2 separate regions of the Homo sapiens genome follow, and region 1 is linked to region 2. A link is a loop called in an ENCODE intact Hi-C map of the cell type or tissue named here. Cell type or tissue: endothelial cell of umbilical vein. All regions are shown on one strand. Each heading gives the region's core, and the rest is flanking DNA. Links, peaks and the distances in the headings are about the cores only. Region 1 holds the start of GSTA5 (glutathione S-transferase alpha 5). Region 2 overlaps PAQR8 (progestin and adipoQ receptor family member 8).

The links. A loop is a pair of places that touch in the nucleus more often than their neighbours do. Peaks named below come from ENCODE experiments on the same cell type or tissue, not always from the same donor. Only the 100,000 strongest peaks of a DNase experiment are listed, where the experiment ranks them.
Region 1: it touches region 2 in a loop (23-fold over the local background); 1 of 110 quality-filtered maps calls a loop at or near these places.

The regions. Positions count from the first base shown.
Region 1 is chr6:52,836,298-52,844,031 of GRCh38, forward strand. GSTA5 (glutathione S-transferase alpha 5) reads right to left here and starts at 4,516. Exons shown (of 6, transcript NM_153699.3): 1 at 4,430-4,516; 2 at 1,261-1,312; 3 at 1-71. The coding sequence starts at 4,516. RefSeq lists an enhancer at 7,375-7,544. In endothelial cell of umbilical vein, for the core only: a CTCF peak has its summit at 3,462 (motif pointing right); a DNase peak (open chromatin) is centred at 3,484.
Region 2 is chr6:52,404,372-52,412,105 of GRCh38, forward strand. It overlaps PAQR8 (progestin and adipoQ receptor family member 8), which reads left to right. Exons shown (of 2, transcript NM_133367.5): 2 at 1-3,406. Among named protein-coding and RNA genes, the nearest start is that of EFHC1, 12 kb to the right of the region's middle. In endothelial cell of umbilical vein, for the core only: a CTCF peak has its summit at 3,210 (motif pointing right); a DNase peak (open chromatin) is centred at 3,220.

The DNA.
Region 1 (7,734 bases), core at 1,956-4,455, 430 kb after region 2:
GGCTCTGGTCTGCACCAGCTTCATCCCGTCAATCTCAACCATTGGTACTTGCTGGAACAGCAAACTCCCATCTTAGAAAGAAGAAAAAAAAAGGAGTATGAAGTGTCTATGAAACCCACCCTTTTGGGATGAAAAAAATGGTTATGGAAATGACTAAATTTGTGAAATGAAAAAGAAATTATTGCCTGTTAAGTTTTCACTTGAAACAACTTTTTTCCTTGTTTTGTTTTTTGAGACAGAGTCTCACTCTGTCACCCAGGCTGGAGTGCAGTGGGACGATCTCAGCTCACTGTAACCTCTGCCTCCTGGGTTCAAGCAATTCTCCTACCTCAGCCTCCTGAGTAGCTGGGATTACAGGCATGTGCCAACATACCCAGCTAATTTTTGTATTTTTAGTAGAGACGTGATCTCATCATGTTGGCCAAACTGGTCTCGAACTCCTGACCTCAAATGATCCACCCGCCTCAGCCTCTCGAAGAGCTGGGATTACAGGTGTGAGCCACCATACCCGGCCCAAACAACATTTTTTAAAAGTTTCCTGTAGTTCTTCTTTTTCTTAAGCAGCTTCCTTCTACTTTTTATCCTGTTACTTCATTTTTGTTTTTATTTCCCCTCCAGATACATAGCAGGACTCTTGTATTTTTTGTGTTGATTTATCTTCATGGATGTTTTAGGAAGAGGTTGGGACAAGTTACAATAGGACTGGCAACAGGTGCCATTTAAAATGGGAAGTTCTCAGGGTAAGTCTCATGGTGTTTGCGACATCTAAGGCAGGTTCTGAGAGGTTTTTAATATAAGGGTCCCCTTTTCTGCTCTTCAAAGCCTGCAATAGTGCCACAGTGTTACTTTGTCACGCCCCCCCATGAAAGAAAAACCTCAAGGCAATGGCCACGTCGATTTTTCCTCCTTTCATCTAGCGCATGTTCTTGCGTGTGCTTGGATGGGGAGGGCTCTATGGGATCCTGTGCTGATAACCACAGCTCACTGACGGTCCCCCAAGCATGAAAACAGAAAAAGGGCTTTCCCCGGGGGCGGGATATCATTCCTCTAACAAATACTCTGAGAGGTCTGGTCCTTTTAGCTTGGAGAGAGTTGCCAGACCTGATCAAGGAGCCACATCCCTTCCATTTTAACCACTTTCTCCCTCTCCACCGTGACTAAATATCACCCCCCACACACATAGGTATTCCTGGCTGCTCAACGTTCCTCTGTACCTTCTACTAGAAACTCTCATCAGAGTTACTTAGAGATTGATCTTACCATTTCTTAACTTGTCCAAATCTTCTGCAGATTCTAGAAATTTCTCTTCCAACTGGAAGCAGAAACAGTAAATGGGTTCTTCTTAGTTAATTCTATTATAGACTTGTGATGTTGAATGGCCCCTATCTGGTGCATGATTTGGAGAATATAAGATTTCTGAGTTTCGCAGGATATACAGAGGGGGCTGGTAATGGCCATTTGGAAGTTTAGACCTAATTCATTGAGAAAAGTGCATGGGTCACAGCACATAGCTGCTCAATCTTTTAGTTCACTGCCACCCTGTTCTGATGAATGTCTATGATTAGGTCATATTTTGAGAGGGGACATCACTGGAAAGAAGGCACTGAGCAGTTCTCCTAGTTATGGTGTTGTCATATCTTAGTAAAGCCCGTGTCTCCAGGAGAGATCAGACCACAACCTTGTGTGTCCCCAGTGTGGGGTATGCCATGGGCTAATGGCCATCAAATATTCTGCCACCAAGGAGCCTCTGCTATAATTTATATCACCCCACTTTTCAGGAACCCTGCTAAGGGTGAAATAAGTTGCAGCTGTTGCACAGCTTTCACACTTGCAACTATAATTTTCTCTTCTGAAGTACATGGGACCCAATAGGGTAAAATTCTCAATTTAATAAAGGAATTAGAGTCCCACACTAACATTATTTTTCATGAAAACCTCTGGTTTCTGATGTGGTTTTGTGGGTTCAATATCACCATTTTCATGTACTGTCTTCTTGACTTTGGACATGTTACCGAAACTCTCTGTGTCTGAGTATGCTAATCTATGAAATGGGTATACTTACGGCACCTATGGTATAGGCTGATATCAAGATTAAATTACAAGGTCATGCAAAGCACTTAGAAAAGTAGCAGGTGTATAGTAACTGCTCGTTAAATATAAGTTATGTTTAGAATTTTGAAACTATACTTAGTTCTTGATCTACATCCAGTAACTTAAACATTGGAGTAAATTCCACCTCATCCTGAGACAAGTCACTTTGGTGGAAATAGCAGCCAGCAACAAGGCTGTCTCAATCTGACCAGAAGCTATGAGTGGTTGCAGGTATTTAATACAGATATGAAATTCAGTTATTACATAATGATGCAGTTGACTTAAATAGGCAGAATCTATCAAACCAAAAGTCTAAGCAAAAGTTATCAAGGTTTTCTGGATTTCAATGTTGTTATGATCTGGTTCCAATCTTGACTCTGCCTCAAAATAGCTGTGTGATCTAGGAATTATTGCTTAAAATCTTCAAGCCTTAGATTCTTAATCTGCAAAATGGGAATATAATATTTTCTTAAATGGAATTTTGTAATGTTTCAAAATGCATGATACAGGGCCTGACCCACATACATCAAGTAATAAATAGTAGCGGTGTTTCCAGTGGCTAATTATACTTTAATGGAGTTCTTTATGGTGAAAGATCAGGAATTTGGGGGTTTCTGGCTTGCTCCATGGAACAGAATTTGTTGTGGATCTATGATCACACAGGACCAGGATCTAGAGGTCATGGGGGTGTGTGCCAGCAATTAATAAGGCATCCAGTTCAGGACAAACCTAAGGAACGGTGGGTGGTCCAGGAAGGAGGGTAGACAAGGTGGGGTGGGGTTGGCAAGTGGGATGTGAGGACTGGGTTGTGATCATCAGCCTTAGGGCGCTGAGACCCCAGAAGCCTGAGCAAGGTCTGCAGTCAGCCCTGCCCCCGCCTTCAGTCAGGCTGGATGGAGACCTGGGAACCTGGGTTCCTCCCAGCCTTGCCCCTCCCTCCCTCCTGCTGAACTCTTCCTACCCGGGCTCTGAACACATCCCTGAGCTGCAGAGCTGATGTCTGCGTGACAGTGAAACAGGGTATTCATTTGTACAAAGGAAACAACCTAGAATGATAGTGTTTGGATTTCTTATGTGCTTATTTCTTCATAGAACTGAGAAAGGGTGAGGCTAAAGTCCCAAGCCTTCGTGAAGCAACGCACAAAGTACCGTTCCGAGGCTCAGGTCCACACGGCGCTGTGAGGCTGAAGGGGCGCGCTAGAAGTTCCCTTCACAGGACGCCACCTCACCTGAAACCCCCCTTTTCTGCTGCCACCCGAGGGACAAGATCTCCTGAGTTTGTCCATGACTCACTTCCCAGGAAAACCCTCAGGCAGTCGCTGAAGGACTCTGGTCTGGACTGGGAAGTGTTTTTCTCAGTGACACCTCTAGAGGGCAGCACTCAGCGGAGTCCCACAGACACCTCCAGGCATTTCCTACTCAAACACTGGGAGGATGACCTGGTAACACTGGGGAATGCTTGGGTGTTCTAGAAGCCTCCACGCCTCATTTTAACCACGTGTTTACTTGTCTGCATCCTCATAGACATGTAGGCCGCCCCAGGGCAGGGACTGTGTCTGTCTTGTTCACTGTCTATCTCCATGACCTAGTACAGAACCTGGAATTAATAAGTGCTCAACAAATAATTGCTGTGAATGTAGTCAATCTTTAATAGGTAGTTTGTTACAATCCACTCCCTTACACCTCTCATTTATAGTTTGCATTTTACCTCTAACTACAGCCATTTTTAAATATTACGTATTTTCATTTTTTTGTTGTGGAAATTATGAACATGAATAAAAATAAACAGAAAAGCATAAAAATTCTCCTTATATTTCTCACCTAGAATCAATAATTATCAACCAAAACCAATGTGAAGTTATATTTATGCCCACCTACTTCTCCTTTTGTAATAATTCCAAAGAAATCCCAGATCCATATGATTAATCCTTAAATACTTCAATGTGTTTTCCTAAAACACATAAACTGTTCTAAAGATAACCATAGTACATTATCACACATGAAATATTAACAATAATTATTTCATGTCATCAAATATTCAGTCAATATCCAAGTTTCTAATGCCATAAATTATTTTTTACAGTTTGTTTAAATTCTAATCCACTTAAGTTCTACACTTTTTGATTAGTTTCTTAATTGTATTTTAATATGTATGCTCTTAGATAAGAAGAAATTTTAACAATTTTTAGGTCAAATCTATTCATCTTTTTCTTAATTACAGTCCATTTTTATTTAAGGCACAATGCTTCAGTAAGTAATCATTGCATAGTTTCTGTGGGAAAAGTATGTGATAACGCAATTTTAAATCCAACTTAAGATGACCTTACTCAGAACCTACCTCTACTCCAGCTGCAGCCAGGAGCCACCGAATGGACTCCATACTGCCCCGTGCATTGGAGTAGTGGAGCTTGGGCTTCTCTGCCATGATAGCAGTCTCCTGGAGGTTTCTCTAAGCCTGAATGAATGAATGAATAATTGAAACGATAGAATCAAAAATGTACTTTAGGATGTGTGGTTGAAAACCACAAACAATGCTGAAGAAGAACCTGCCTTCTTCATGACTGGGTTGAAGGAGTTCCTGGAATGTTTTCTTGGCTCAAATTGTTACCCAGCAGTGGCCACCCTCAAACCAGTCTCAAGTCTTCATTGTTTACCTGTGACTTTTCTTGGCAGCCTAAGAGGTGAGAGTATGTGGTAATAATACATGTACAGGAGTTAATGGAAGGGGAAGAATTCAAGAACTAATATTTATTGAAAACTTCCTCATGATCCTTCCTCAATGCTAGTCCCTTTCAATATTTTATATCTTTAACCCTCCTTATAGTCTCATTAAATGGTTGTTTTCTCCAATTTTTAGTTAATGAAATCGAACATCAGAGAAATACAATGTTCACAGTCACACTCTGGTTGGTGATGGACATGAATATCTACACCAAGGACTAAAATGAAGTCACGCCTGGAAGACATCTGGGTGAAGGCCCTGGGAACCCATGAACTGGTTGTGAAACCAGAGGATGTCACTGACAGGGAGGACCGGCAGGGAGCTAAGTCACTCTTCAGCTCTCTGGCTGTGAGACTGCATTTGATCAAAACCAGAAATTAGGCTTCAGACTTGTTTTACTGTAGCTAGAAGATCCAAAGTCTTTCAACAGAGAATGCTAATACCTTGCTTCTTTTGGTGTTCTATATTTTAACTCTGTGGGGGGCATTTTGTTTTATAACCTGGCAAAAGAGATGTTGCTGCATTAACTTTGCAGGATATGGAAGGAGCTAGCATTTGTTCAACGTCAGTCATACACTGGCCATTCTTCTAAACTTCTCTCATTTTGTCCTACAAAAATCACCTAAGGTGAAAGGCTGTTGCTATTCTCATTTTACAGTTGAGGATACTGAGGTTTTTAAAGTAACTTACCCAGATTAAGTGGTGGATCTGGGATGCAGACTCACTGCTATTAAAAACTAAAGACTGAGTCTTATTTTCTATGTTAATGTTTCTCAAATATGCATGGTAATCTTTCAGTAGATTGTGAAACCCCAGTACTTTTTAAAATAAAATAGAAAAGAATAAAAATATCAGTGAGCATGACATGTTGAAGGGTAAGTAATGTTTCATGAGTTGTTAGTTTCAGTTATTTGTATATTGTGTGTATGGATGTTTGCATGTGTGCACGCTCACCTGCTTGTTGTAAATGGTTAGAGAGAAATTGACTGGGCTCATCAGTGAAGTTTGATAGCCCTTGCTCTATCCCAGGCTGTTTGGGAGGTGGAACATAGCAGAGTATCAGAGAATGAAAACCAATGGCTGCAAGGACAGATGCAACTAATTGTATCATGAATGTGAATGGAAGGACACAGGACTCATTGAAAGCAGGAGTTCCAGTGCCAGGACTTAGGAACAGTTGCATATTCTCTCCAAACCCCCAGCTCTGTGATTAAACATTAAGATTCTTCTTGCAAAGTTTTGTGGTTGTTGAGTTTAGAAGAAAAATATACTTGCCTTTAACAACTAATGTATTTCTTTTTTTTTTTTTTTTGAGATGGAGTTTTACTGTTTTTTTCCCAGGCTAGAGTGCTATGGTGCAATCTCAGCTCATGCAACTTTAGCCTCCCAGTTTCAAGTGATTCTCCTGCCTCAGCCTCCCAAGTAGCTTGGATTACCAGCACATGCCACCACACCTGGCTAATTTTGTATTTTTTGTAGAGACAGGGCTTCAGCATGTTGGCCAGGCTGGTCTCAAACACCTGACCTCAGGAGATCCACTTGCCTCAGCCTTCCAAAGTGCTGGAATTACAGGCGTGAGCCACTGCACCCGCCGTCAACTAATGTACTTCTACAAAAGTATGTATGACTTAAATTTAGACATCAAAATCTTTTTTTTATACTTTAAATTCTGGGGTACATGTGCAAAACATGCAGGTTTGTTACATAGGTATGCACATGCCATGCTGGTTTGCTGCACCTTTCAACCCGTCATCTATATTAGGTATTTCTCCTAATGCTATCCCTTCCCTAGGCCCCCACCCCACTATAGGTCCCGGTGTGTGATGTTACCCTCCCTGTGACCATGTGTTCTCCTTGGTCAACTCCCACTTATGAGTGAGAACATGTGGTGTTTTGTTTTCTGTTCTTGTGATAGCTTACTGAGAATGATGGTTTCCAGCATCATCCATGTCCCTGCAAAGGACATGAACTCATCCTTTTTTATGGCAGCATAGTATTCCATGGTGTATATGTGGCACATTTTCTTTATCCAGTCTATCATTGATGGGCATTTGGGTTGGTTCCAAGTCTTTGCTATTGTGAACAGGGCCGCAGTAAACATACATGTGCATGTGTCTTTGTGGTAGAATGATTTATAATCCTTTGGGTATATACCCAGTAATGGGATTGCTGGGTCAAATAGTATTTCTAGTTCTAGATCCTTGAGGAATTGCCATACTGTCTTCCACAATGGTTGAACTAATTTACACTCCCACCAACAGTGTAAAAGTGTTGCTATTTCTCCACATCCTCTCCAGCATCTGTTGTTTCTGACTTTTTAATGATCGCCATTCTAACTGGCATGAGATGGTATCTCATTGTGATTTTGATTTGCATTTCTCTAATGACCAGTGATGATGAGCTTTTTTTATATGTTTGTTGGCTGCATAAATAGACATCAAAATCTTTTAAATGTCTACATTTTAAAATGTGGGAGTCAATAGTTTAGCCTTTGGAAAGTAAAGAATTCTTTGAAATCATACTGAATCAACTTACCTGTTCTGTGATTAGATATTTTGATGTTGTACTTTCCTAACTTGGGAAATGCAAATAGCATTATTCAGCAGAAAGAAAGGGAGAGTGAAGTTCACACAAAAGTGTGGGGCGCGGTTGTTTAATTGTTATGGACTAGAGTTCACAGTGTCATGATTCCAATCCCCACACTAAGCTCCCTTAGCCATTGATTGAGAATCATGTTTCAAAAGGAAATGAATTTTTATCTTATATAATATTTTATCACAACACTCCTGCTGATAACTAACATATCGCCTCTCAATATGAGGTTTCCAAGGGTCAGGCTAAGACTGGGGCAGAGGTTACCGTTGAGCTTTGTTCAGTCAACACAAAATGAGAACCTGAGAGCTCAAGGATTTGCCATGGGT
Region 2 (7,734 bases), core at 2,212-4,711:
AATTAATACATATATCCAAGGATATGTTATAGCTGCAGTGTTTGAAAGCCAAAGGATTTAAGAGTTTTGTTGTTGTTAATAAAAGGAATACTCCTTTTCCTTTTGGATCATAGCTTAACAAGGCACAGGAAGGGAAGGGATCTTGACTAAGATTCATGAGACATTGAATTAAGGAGAATCATCTTCATGCCTGAAAATTTAGCAAAATTCCGACTATGGCCTCCAGGGGCAATTCCTAAAAGCTGAATGGATAATAAAATTGGACTGGAAAGTAAGTAGGTGGCTGGTCCTCACCCTGTTGGAATGGCTATCCTACTATGCTGTTCTTTGGTAATGGAATAAATTGACCCAAGGACCGAATTTCATTTGGATTTCAAATTGTCCAGAGTGGAAAAGCCTTCAAGATGACATGATGAATTACTCAGTTCATCTGATTTCTGGTCCCTCCTTTCTCGACAACTATAATACTAACCCTTTTCTCAGGATAACTGTCTACACCTGGCAGTTTTCTCTGACGTGCTGTTCACTCACATCCCTACCTTGCATGGTAATATAAAGGACTAGGAAGCAGTCATACTTCCAGGAAATGCTTGGATTCATGTGGACATTCAGGAAGCTTATTCTCATATAATACTAATCTAAACAGTACTAGAAATTACAGTGCCAAGAGCCACCAGGAGGCCCAGCCAATAAGCATAGATACTATATGGTATCATGGGACCCATCTATTTTTTACCAGTGGACTACAGGATTACTTGAGAGTTATCAGGGCTGCCTAACAGACCAGGAGATCTGGGGGTTGCACCAGGGAATCGCCATATTTGACCAGCATGTTTTAAAAGCTCTTGGTAGGATTAGTTGGTTCTAAGGATCCCTCTAGGGACCTCATTATTTCAAGAGGAACCCAAAGTCCAGCCTCCTACATAGATGCTGCCCCACGAAGGACCCACAAAACTAACCTAGTTCAGGGTTCTCAGGCAGGCAGTTCTGCTTCAGCTTAGAGCAGAACCCATAAAATACTCAAGTACTGGGATAGGCAAGCATGTGTGTTTACTGTGGATTGGTCCCTGAAGGCTCCTTTGGGTGAGAACATGTGAACCAGGCACCCTGGTTTGTTTGGAGCATTGCTGCCCAGAAGCTTCTATGGGATAGGTGGTGCTTGGGATTGATGTGTTGTGGCCATGCAGCCCTCCCTGAGGATTGACTTCTGCACTAATCCAGTGAAGGAGGCTGTGTCAAAAGAAGGGCTCAGAAGCCCTCTTTTCAGAGGCAATGATTCCTGTCAGTATGAGGTCCCTTAGTTACTAAAAAGGGACATGATTTAACTCCAGTTTGATGAACCTCCTCCGAGTTTACTTTATTGTCTTCAAATCTTTTGTTTTCTTCCTTTTTGTGAGATTTGTGGGTTTTGTGCCTTATAAATGGAAATGTATGAACACAATATATGCTCATGTAGAATTTTCTGTTCTGGGTTATTGGGATAAGAAAAAATATATATTGCTCTTCAACTAGTGAATGAAAGAAACTTCAGAAAGCTAGAATTGCTTATCAATCAAAAGACTTTCTCAATCTATTTTGGCCACAAACAAACATATTCAACTGAAGCTTTCCAATAATCTTTATATCAAGAAAGCATGCGTCTTGTCAGCTACATTGTTTTCTTAGATGGATTTCTCCTGTTAATCCTCAAATATCTGAACTTCTGTGTTACCCAAGTGTCTTATACAAGCTTCTGGTGTCTAGGACAAATTTATGGCAAATAAAATTAGCAAAACTGAACTGGGTTGAACTGAACAAGAGGATGGGGGAATTGTGCAAATACGTTGTTAGTAGAAGGTCAATTTAAAATAGGGACTAGAAATTATTTGAAGTTTTCTTTATTACGGATTCAAAGACTTATTTTGAAAGTTGGAAGGAGAAGGGAGGGAAGAGAGCAGAAGGGAAGAAGGTGTAAGTCAAGCTCTTGAATATAACTGGTGGTATTGTGGGCAGAGATCTTTAGTTCAAATCCACGTATTTTTTAAAAGAGAGAACCGGAGGTAGAGCAATGATCAGATGGGTGCACAGACCAGTGCCAATCTGAACATTGTTAATGGCCTGTGACATGATGAGCACAGGAACAGGCATGAAGATATTGCCATACAATTTTAATTTATACAAGTATTGGCCCCTCAAGTGGTTGGAAATTTTTTTTTTAATCTCTTTTTCTGAGACAGGGTCTTACTCTGTCGCCCAGGCTGGAGTGCAGTGATGCAATCACGGCTCACTGCAGCCTCGACCTCCCCAGCTCAAGCAATCCTCCCACCTCAGCCTCCTAAGTACCTGGTACTACAGGCGCGTGCCACCACACCTGGCTAATTTTTGCATTTTTTGTAGAGACAGGGTTTTGCCACGTTGCTTAGGCTGGTCTTGAACTCCTGAACTCAAGTGATCCGCCCACCTCAGCCTCCCAAAGTGTTGGGATTACAGACATTAGCCATCACGCCTGCCCTAGAAACAGTTTTTTAATAGGAGATATTTGAGAGGCATTGAGGTAGGAGACTCTATGACATGCCCTCAGAATATCAGAATCTTCTTAGAAATAAACTAGGAAATGCAGATGTTTTTAACTACTCAGACTTTTGAGGAATTAATCCTTTTAAAACATTTTTGTTAAAGTTAGTGTATCAGTAAGAAACAGACCTAGTTTAAAAGGAATAATCAACAATTTTATAAAGGAGATGGCTTATTCAACCATAGCCCCTCCAACATATCTACTGGAAATTCTGCTGGTTAACTTTATCTCTCTCTCTCTTAATTTAGACTTTCAACCTATGAAAATGTAAATACCTTTGAAAAAACTAAACTATCAGTCATTTACATCCTCTCATGAATGAAATGCAGTGTAGGGAGAGGAGATGGCAGGACACAGCAAACAGGACACATTTGCCTGCTTCTCTCTTGCCTAATTCTTCCTGACCTGTATTTACTGATGCTTAATAATACTTGTAAGACTCTAGGGGTTCATTTCCCATTTCAGCGGAAAGTACTTCACTCAACAACAATATTCTCAAGAGTCTTCTACTGGAAGCTAGAAAGAAATAGGAATTTAAGTCCATAGAATGAAGGTAGTTATTCCTGCCTGTGTTGCCCACCTGTTCACAAAAAGTACCTTTATGCTTGAAAACATTAGGTTCTTTGGTTACTGCACTGTAGTTTCAAATGGATCCTCCAGATGGCATTCATGTCTTACTCAGAAAGGGCACTGCCATTGTCCCCAAGGCTTCTGTCTACTAATTCTATTGGTCTTGTGTTTTGCTTGCTTGGCAAAAAAAAAAAAAAAAAAAAAAAAAAAAAAAATGGAGCTATTTTCTGTCTATATAAATCTACTTATATGAATAACCATTAAAGTGATTTTGTATATGCATTGTTGTAGTGTCAGCAGTTTAAAGAAACAGCTACTTTGTTTCTTTGACAAGGTCTTAACAAGGACTACCCTGAAGAGGCCCCCTCTGAAAGGTTTTATTTATACAAACATTGTCAGGAAAAGGAGGTCAGGACACTATCTCTACCAAGAAGCAGGAAAGTATAAAAACTTTTAAAAAATCTCCATGCCTTATCCCCCATACACATATCCCCCATACACACACCCTAATACCTACTTGTGAGTAGAACAAATTGCTTCCCCACAAAATGCTATGAAGTTGATTTCTCTGAAGATTTCAATGTAATTAAATAAATATTCCTAGTTTCATAGATGATAGTGTAAAAGATTTCAACATTTTTAATTCATTGGCTACAATTTTATAAATGTAAAAATTATGAATTATACTATGATTTAACTATAGCAGGTACTACAATGTACGTGTTGTGAAATGTGGCATCTATTAACCAACTAATTATGTAGCCTTCAAAGTTAGATTAAAAGAGCTGTGTAAAAGGTGATTCTCTAGGCACTGCTGAAGCTGCAACTGCAGCTTCAGGCTATAGTACTATCATAATCACTAAGAAAACAGCATTTCTATGGCTAGAGGCTCCACTGGTCGAATTATGGTTGTCACTCTTGCCCAAACCCTTTTTTTTTCACCAGCAGGGGCCCCAGGCAGTTTGAAAATCCTTCTGTTGTTACTGTTACTAGTTTAACCACTCTTCAGTTATTAATTTAGCAAGAATTTATTGAGCACCTATTGGTGAAAGGTACCACCTTGGCTCTGGAGACACCACAGTGTGGAAAAACACACTCTGTGGGCAGAGAGTCTGCCGTCTGCTAAATGAGGACCAGTATCTTTTCCTTGGGCCATGAGGGTCCCTCTCCCCGGATCGTGGTTCCAATCACAGCCTGAGGGCCAGGAGGCTGGGACCTGGTTTGGGCCAGAACTTCTTCATAAGGATTAAGCCCTCTCTCCCCTTTACCTCCAGAGGTTGGAAACATCTTCCCCTGTAGCAAGGCAGTCACCTTAAAGCTGCCTCTACTTCCCGTTACTCCTGCTACTTCTCCGACCCTTCTCACTACCCTCTAGTTGTTTTAACTCAGTCATGGGGATCCTTGACACATCCAGACAGAGAGAGAGAGAAGGCCTAAATTTCCACAAGCAGTAGCGACTTCCCAGGTACATAAAGTCCCATCCTTCAAGGAAGAGGATGTGTGGTTCCAACCTGAATACAGGTTCCTAACTTGGTAAGTTGAAAACAGCATGCTGCACTCTGGCTACCTCCTTAAAACAATAACCATATCCTTTGTGGAATTATTATAGAAGTAATTTAACATGGAAGGAAAATCATTGCATTAAAAAGATAATTCATTTAAATATTAACTTTGGGAGCATATCTATCTATGGTAAGGGCTTTTCTTACATAACAGGATTCTCACTGGAAGAGGTATTCACTATATTTTAAGATTCCAAGAGGCCTGGACCATATGGAAGGCTACAGAATAACAGCTCAAATTTTATTGTGCATTATGATTTCTAAAACATTTCCACATCAATATGAGCTTCTAAACTGTATGAGGTAAGTAAGGCCAAACAGGTCTCCATTGAACTAGGAAACACTAGAAAGGTCAAGTGACTGGTTTGAAGCCACACAACTAGTTATAATGTTTAAACTCATTTTTCCTTCAGAAAAATTCACGGTCCAGCTAATCAGAAACATCAGCACCAAATACTTGCAGAGCTTTTTACAGCAAATGAAGCACTTTTATGCATTATGTACACTTTGACATAATCTTTTAACTTTTGATCCTAATATCTCATGCATAGCCAGGGTTGCATCATTTCTTTTTTGAGTTAAAGTGACTTCACTCCACCCACATCCTTGGATGCAGAATAAAGCATTCATTGCATCACAGAGGCTTCTCAGAACCCCAAAGTTCATTGTCCATGGGCCCTTGGGGACTGGATTATAAAGTCAAGTCCTACTCTCCAGTCAGTTTCCTGAAAATATGTTTGGATCCTTGGATGAGAAAGTCCTGCCAAATCTCAAATCCTCCCTTTTATCTTTTGATGGGATTGTCAGTTCTTTAAACAATCACCTTTCCCCGGGATTTTGACAAGAGATATGAACTTGAACATGGGATTTAAAAAATGTTTCTCTGCCATATGAAAGAGTTTTGCAGACTTACTAGAAAGCACAAAAAAGTCTTTGATTATTTCTTAAAGCAATATATGCTTATTAAAGAAACTAGAAAAGTAGTAAGAAAAGATAATCCTTGGATCCATCAGTAAAATAAAATCCCTGTTAGGGAAAAATAAGGCTTATGTCAAAATATTGTCAATGATAAAAGGTGTAGCAGTGTCATGTAAAGATTCCTGAAAAAACAGATATTGTAAACTAGAAATTTTAAGCAGCCTAGTATTTTATTCTTTAAGTTACAAAATCAACCGTCTGGCTCAGTTTACAGGAGTACCGAGAATGACATTACACTCCCTTCTGACATTATATTATGTAGGTAATTTGATGTTGTTGTGGCTGATACTGGCTCATTAATCCAAGCCAATGATACATTGTCTCTCATGTTGAAAGAATTGCATGGAATGTTTCTCCTGAATCAAGCTCTCAGAGAGGACTGTGCTAGAAATACCTTTACTGGAGGTAAGGACTGGCCTGCTGAACCTGTGAGTATGTGGATTCATTGTCAGTCCTTCCACAGTGACCACTGCTGGATACCAGGCTCTGTTCTAGGCACCTGGGATACAGGAATGAATAAAACACACAAATTCCTGCCCTTATGGAGAAACAATGAACCAAATCAATAAATTATATATTAGAAGATAACAGTGCCAAGGAGAAACAGAGAGCAAGGAAGAGAGATAGACTGGAGAAATTGGTAAGTGTGCCATTTTAAACAGGATCAGGGAAGAATACCAAAAAAGGTGATGGAGCCAGCTCTGTTTCTCACCCAGGCAAAGGGAAGAAGTGCAAGGGCTCTGAGCCTAGGGCATGCCAGGAATGGCCAGGAGGGAAAATGCAGAGAGGGAAAATACAGCAGAAGATGAGGACAAGTTGTATAGGTCTTGTGAAGAATTGCTTTTACTGTGACTTTGGGAATGGGGTATGTGAGGAAGAATTCTGTCCAAGGAAATTCAGGGTAGCTATCTATCGATATGGATTAATTACTAATTGCACATTACTTTGCCTTTAGGAAATAGAGCAAATTCTGTTTCCTGCAATATGCACAAAACCAGACTGACATCAAGTTATTCCATGTGTAGGCCAGCAAACTCTGTGTTCCTGTGGCCACACTCTCATGCTTGCAGAATTCTTCCCAGATTCCTCCCAGAGCATTTTTAAAGTGCCCAGAATGTTGACCTCTGCTTCTGACATAGGCTTTGAATGTTTTCTCATTCTTTGGACACTAGTTTGTACTCTGGATAATCCTCTGGGCAGAAATGACATGACATGTCTAAGGCAGAGCCTATAAATTGGGGATAATAACAGTTTACATTATCTAGTACTCACCACTTGCCAAGAACTGAGCTGAGCTGTTTTCCTAGATTCCTTCATTTAACCCTCATAGTAGCCCTGTGAGGTAGGCACTAATACTGCCTCCATTTTGCAAATGAGGAAACTGAGGCATAAAGTAAATTTGCCCACAACTACCTGGCTCTTAAGTAATGGAATCTCACAGACACTCAGGCCTTTGAATCCAGAGTCTATATTCTTAGCCACTAAAATTAAGTGAATGTAGAAGATTCTTTCCTCTAACTTCTCACATTGTCACTTGTGTGAACCATAAAAAGTTTAAAATTAAGAGGGAAGTGTAATGTAGATTTCCATCTCCCCACCCCTGATAAATGAAGTAAACCTAAGGATGCAGTTCTCATTTTATTTCTAGACACTTTAGCCAAGCAAAAGTCCTTATACTGTTATTGTCGAATGGTACCAAGGCTGAGATTCCTAAGTGTATTTTGTGCTAGAATACAACATGGCGCTACTCACATTACAATCTCAGAAGCCCTCTGTAATGACCTGAAGGATCTGAAGGACAGAAACTCACTTTAAGAACCACTGACTTCAAATTATTTTTGCATGCTTCTCTAATGTTTATAAAATGACTCTAGTGAATACTTTCTCATCTTTAGGACCTTTTAATATATCTTATTCCTCATTAAAATAAATTTGAGCATGATTCCAGGCTAAACAAATTTCTTAAAGACAGCAATGGCAACATGCAAAATATCTCCATCTAGTGTTTTCTCTTTTCTAAACAAGAACAAATTATCTTGGAATCTGACTAATTTTGCTCCAGGAAAAATA